Linked DNA regions of Homo sapiens: region 1 is linked to region 2. A link is a loop called in an ENCODE intact Hi-C map of the cell type or tissue named here. Cell type or tissue: PC-3. All regions are shown on one strand. Each heading gives the region's core, and the rest is flanking DNA. Links, peaks and the distances in the headings are about the cores only. Region 1 has its middle 360 kb from the start of DELEC1. Region 2 overlaps DELEC1 (deleted in esophageal cancer 1).

Region 1 (2,925 bases), core at 176-2,675, 120 kb before region 2:
AAATTACTACTAACTTAGAGGATATATTTGTTCAAGTTAGAGAAAGACCTGATTTCTGTACAGAATTAGGAAGAACCTCTAGGTAGAGGAAGCCCCAAGAACCCATCACTTGACTTGTGAAAGTTGTCTTTTTGCAAAAAAAGAGAAAAAAAAAGGAAAAAGAAAAAAAAAAGCACTCCTTCCTCCAAGTAGATGTGTCTGGATTTTAGTCTCCACTTCATCATCAAACGGTGCCCAACAGGGATCAGGCTGCACAAAGATATGTACTAGGTATCTAAGTAGGGACATTGAACAGGCAATCTGATATAAGCCTCTCAAGCTTGAGATGGTCCTAGGTAGAGACACACCTTTGAGATTTATCAGATTATAAATATTGTATCTGTTTAGACATTATCCCCACCAAGAAGACTCTCCTTACACCTGAAATCTCAGACACCCAAAGAAGAGAAGGAAAAACAGGATATTGAGACATGGAGGAAGTCTTAGAAATCAGAGTTGATTCTTATGACCACTCATCACACAGACTCTGGATTTGAGAAGTTTTTTATAAATACAGGTGAAAAACTCATCACTAGCATCTTCAGCATTATGCAGTAAGCAAAACAGGCTTCCATGTTGGGCACACCTCCATCACAATTGTCATCACACTGTGAGGGTTAGTGTTTAATTATTTATAAATTTTTTTTAAAGTTTACCAGTTTAAACTGCCAAACTGTCTTGCACACCACTAATAGTGCACATTCCTCACTTTGTGATATACTGGGCTGGATGATTTTCCAACCCAGCCTGGAATTCAAGGGTCTAGTGAATGGTATAGATTAATGGGAATTCAGATAAGAAAAGAAGGCTTCCTGGATGCAATGGAAATTGTTAGTAAACTCATGTGCTTGGAATAGTTAAGCCATGAGCTCTAAGTTGTCTTGGACAGCCTACCTGAGTTCTAGCACAGAGACTGTCATAATGTTAAATCAATAAATATTCATAGCATGAATTAAGTTTGCCAAGAGGCTTGGCCTGAATTAGATGCCTCTGTAAATTATTTTATTCTATAAGTTATGGACTGCTGGATACAATCAAGTGATCAGTTTTTATATTCATAGTGCTAGTCAGCATTTGACAAGACACTCAACATGAACTTACTGTGTGGCTGCTATTACTCACTAATATAAAGGTTCCTTATGGCAGCCAGGAGTGATGGCCCATGCCTGTAATCCCAACACTTTGGGAGGCTGAGGCAGGTGGATCACTTGAGGCTAGGAGTCCGAGACCAGCCTGGCCAACATGGTGAAACCCTGTCTCTACTAAAAATACAAAAGTTAGCAGGGCATAGTGGTGTATGCCTGTAATTCCAGCTACTGAGAGGTTGAGGCTGAAGAATTGCTTGCACCGGGAGGTGAAGGTTGCAGTGAGCCGAGATCGCGCCACGGCACTCCAGCCTGGATGACTTCAAAAACAAAAAAAGAAAGAAAAGATTGCTTATGAGAATGTAGTCAGGATATTATGGTAGCATTATTAAGGCCATTAAGGGTGAGGGCATTTCCCCATTTAGTGTAACACCTTCAAAGAACACTAAAATATATCGTAAACATCCTCAGTGCTTGCTTACTCAACAGACAGAAGATTCATAAATCCAGTGAGTCATCCTATACCTGGCTCTGTACTGTCCCTCATGGGTAGGAAGCTGTTTGCACAGTTAGGTTTTCCCGGGAACAGAGGACAGCTTGCATTTTTTGGTTCCTGTTTATTTTCAGCAACTGTAGTCTTTCCAAACAGCAGTTCATGAGAATTTCAGAGACGTGCGACTGTCATGAGAAAGCTGTATAATCCAATAAGCCACTTGAGCCAAGATTTTAACCATGCAAGTGGCACATTAGTCTTTAAGGGGTAACCACTTTATCCAAGATGACCCAGCTGACCCAGGTGGCATCTTCCTATACTGCAGGGTGAGGCATAGAACGGGAGACTCAGTCTTCCCACAGTCTTAGCTGCTAGGCACAATGACATTCTTTGTTATTTATTCAGCTGTTAACCTGAGAACATATATAACTCCTTTTTGTTGTTGTTGAGACGGAGTCTTGCTCTGTCACCAGGCTTCAGTGTGGAGGCACCATCTTGGCTCACTGCAACCTCCGCTTCCTGGGTTCAAGTGATTCTCCCACCTCAGCCTCCCGAGTAGATGGGACTACAGCCACGCGCCACCACACCCAGCTAATTTTTGTATTTTTAGTAGAGACAGGGTTTCACCATGTTGGCCAGGATTGTCTCAATCTCTTGACCTCGTGATCTGCCCGCCTCGGCCTCCCAAAGTGCTGGGATTACAGGCGTGAGCCACTGCGCCTGACTCATATCTAACTCTTGACGAATCTGTTTAGTGAACCAAGGAAGAGATTAACTAGATAGCAACTGCTCATTTTTTTAAAAAAAAATAATCTCATGTTTGGGCTTAAGATACTTGTTTAGTCCCAGATTTGTCATTAATGTACTCTATGACCTTGGGCGACTTATTGATTCTTCTGGGCCTCAGTATACCGATCATAACAGAAATTAGAGTAACAAAACAACAACCTTAAAACGAAAATGAGATTGAAGGATTCAGTGGTCGCTAGGATTATTTCTGTTTCAAAGATGCGTGGTGCCAGAGTGTGACTGACATCCTATAAGCATTTTATGGGCTATAAACATCTAGGAGGCTACTTTCAGAAGCTGAGCTTCTGTGGATGTTAATTCTTGAAGATAATCTCTGATATATGCCCAAAACACAAGAAGAGCTGGCTGACATATAAACACACTTTGAGAAAGAAATGAGCAGGATGGAAATGGGACATTGGGATATCACCCAATACAGTGATCAGTGCCCAGCCCTCACTTCTAAGCCTTTATATGTGAAAAAATAAAGACCAATACATTCAAAAAGCCTTTTGTAAA
Region 2 (2,925 bases), core at 221-2,720:
AAAGGAGACACATATAAAGAAAGATAATAAAAAAAATTTCCACCTTTCCCATTGTGCATTAAGTTTGACCTTGTACCGTCGATCTATTCATTATGGTGACACATGCTAAGAGCAAGATTTTTCAAGTTCTTCGTAATTCTATCCCTAGGCATTGCAACCATTACTAGCACAACTGTGGTATACCTTTCTCTTTGAACAAAGAGTCTGCGGACAAATGTGTCAGCTACAGGCATGTCATAGCTTATATCAGAAATATAAGGTGACAGCTAACCATATTCCAAACAGTCCCCCAAGCCATAAGGCCACAGAGAACATGCCTCCACTGGATTCTAAAGCTGACTTGCCATGAGTTTGATCATTAACTGTGGCTTATGAATTGCTGCTTCAGCCTTTTTTATTCAAGGTGACAGCTCCCTTTTTTAAAAAAGGTGAATTCTTAGCAGCAAGGATACACAGATGCTCTCTGCATCTTTTCCCTCCTCTCAGCCATCCTGTGGAGAATGAAGTACACATATTAGGGGAATGAAGTGGGTCCAATCTTGTATTAGGAATTGAGAATTCAATGATGAATTAGACATGGTTTTTGCTTTGGGGGAAATTCATCCTCATTTGATGAAACAAATAGGTTTATAGGAAATTCAATATATCATTGTCATTTTGCCAAAATTTATTTTATGCCAGGCATTACACAAATATCTCAGTGAATCTTACTACCAATCTAATAAGGTAGGTTTTGTTGCCCCAATTTATAGATCACATGTTCTGGGTCACAGAGCCAAGATCTCAACAAAAGTCTGTCTCATTCTGCACTCACTCGACTGTTCACAGTCTCCAATGGCTTCCCATTTTACTCATGGGAGAAGCCAAAGTCCTCACTGTGACCTAAATGACCCTATTTTTGTTTGCCATATTTACAGGATTTCCCCCAGTCTGAACACATGATAGAACTGTACTTCCTGCTTCCATATTTTAGGTCAATCCAACTAATCAGTTCATTCCAATGAATGATGTGTGGAAATAATGTGCATCAATTTCAGGCTGAGCATTGCTTCCCCAAGGTGAGACCCAGCAGAAATCTCTTTTTATTTTTTCCCCTATAATAGCACAGATATTCGTTGCTCTATAGTCAGAGTCCTAGAGCAAGGAAGACAGTGAAGTTGTGGGAGCAGAGGCCCCTTCTGGCCCACGATGAAAATTAGGCGAGTGGAAAAGTCACTGAGATTCCAGTTTGTTAATTATTGCATGTTGGCTGCCTAACCTCTCTTGATTGATAAAGCTGCTTTATTTTTTTTCTCTAACATATCACCACAGATCCTACTGTGTAGTTTACTTATTTATCATGGTATTTCCTGTCACCCACATGAGAATGTCAGCTCCATGAAGGCAAGGAGTAAGTTTAGCCAATTTTCTTCACTACTATATTCCCCATAGCAAGAACAGTGCATGGTTTGTTGTAGGAAATCAATAAGTCTTTGTTGAATAAATAGAATCAAGCTACCTCATTACATCTATGAGTGATAAGACAAAGTTATGTTTGGGAAGCTACTAAAACACACAAAAAGACTGATTCAAAATGAGGCTGGACTTGTGTCTTTCCCCCGTGTGACCCCAGTGTTTAGTGAGTGTCTGCATTGCGGGAACTCTATATATGATTGTTGAGCTGTTACAATGAAGAGCCTCTGCTGTGGCTTTTGTAACTAAATAACTCACCAGGCAAACATGCATTAATAATTACTCCACTCTCCTGGTGGTGAGACCTTCATCTATCACCCTGGAGGTCTTAGTCATGGCTTAGTCATGCCCAGTGACTCACCTCCATTCAGCTTTTCGCTTAGTGATGTTCCTCTCCTTTTTCTATAACCGTTTTCCTCCTTTCTGTTTTATTTTCTTTCCTTTTTCTTTTATTTTTAGAGATGGGGTCTCACCATATTGCCCAGGCTTGTCTCAAACTCCTAGGCTTAAGCAATCCTCCCATCTAGGCCTCCCAAAGTGCTGGTATTACAGGAGTGAGCCACCACACCTGGCCCTCCTTTCTCTTAATTCACACCCCATTCAGGTGTGTCTTGAATAGTCAGCCTCAAATGACTCTTAACCTCCTTTCAGGACAAAGCAACTCTTTTTGTTCCCTGTCACTAGAGGCATTTGTTCCAAATTGCAGCCTCAGGAAACTGCTGCAGGCAAACAGGTGGCGTATCTGTTGAAGGATCCTAAAGGAGATATACATTCTCTTCAAAATATCTTTGCACACTGGAAATAATGCTGACTTCTGCTTAGCTCTGAATGAACGTTCTTCTGAAGGATGTCTATTTGTTTGTCCAGGTGACATCTAAAGGACAAAGTTCCAAATCTGAACTTTCTTCTCCTGAAATCTTTTCCATTTTGGTGTTGACACCACTTTCAGGCACCCAAGCTCTCTTTGTAACCCAACTTGCAACCTTCACCTAAAGCAACAAAATCAAATGCCATCATGCTGTTGTCACCCCTTGTATCAGTCAGGGTTCTCCAGAGACCGAACCTACACTCACACTCACACACACACACATACACACACACACACACACACACACACACACACACACACACTTATCTTTAAGGAATTTTCTTACATGATTGTAGGGACTGATAAGTCTAAAATTTGGATGGCAAGCCAGTAAGCTAGAAATTCAAAATCTACAGAGCAGAGCAGGTCAGCAGACTGAAAACTCAAGTAGGATTTCCTCGTTACTCTTGAGGCAGAATTTCCTCTCTGAAAAACTTCAGTTTTATTTTTCAGGCCTTCAACTGATTGGATGAGACACATTGTCAAGAATAATATCGTTTATTTTAAGTCAACTGATTGTAAATGTTCATCGTGTCTACAAAATACTTTCACAGCAACATCTAAACTACTGTTTCACCAAACAACTGGGCACCATAGTTTAGCTA

Evidence for each region. Hi-C counts contacts between places; a loop is a spot of excess contacts. Peaks named below come from ENCODE experiments on the same cell type or tissue, not always from the same donor. Only the 100,000 strongest peaks of a DNase experiment are listed, where the experiment ranks them.
Region 1: it touches region 2 in a loop (2.8-fold over the local background); 2 of 110 quality-filtered maps call a loop at or near these places.

The regions. Positions count from the first base shown.
Region 1 is chr9:115,497,247-115,500,171 of GRCh38, reverse strand. No RefSeq gene overlaps it. Among named protein-coding and RNA genes, the nearest start is that of DELEC1, 360 kb to the right of the region's middle. In PC-3, for the core only: no CTCF peak of the experiment used is centred there; a DNase peak (open chromatin) is centred at 1,671; H3K27ac peaks cover 1,346 bases.
Region 2 is chr9:115,372,369-115,375,293 of GRCh38, reverse strand. The region is part of intron 4 of DELEC1 (deleted in esophageal cancer 1); the gene reads right to left. Among named protein-coding and RNA genes, the nearest start is that of DELEC1, 230 kb to the right of the region's middle. RefSeq lists an enhancer at 1,201-2,400. In PC-3, for the core only: no CTCF peak of the experiment used is centred there; DNase peaks (open chromatin) are centred at 1,723 and 2,123; H3K4me3 peaks cover 757 bases; H3K27ac peaks cover 2,128 bases.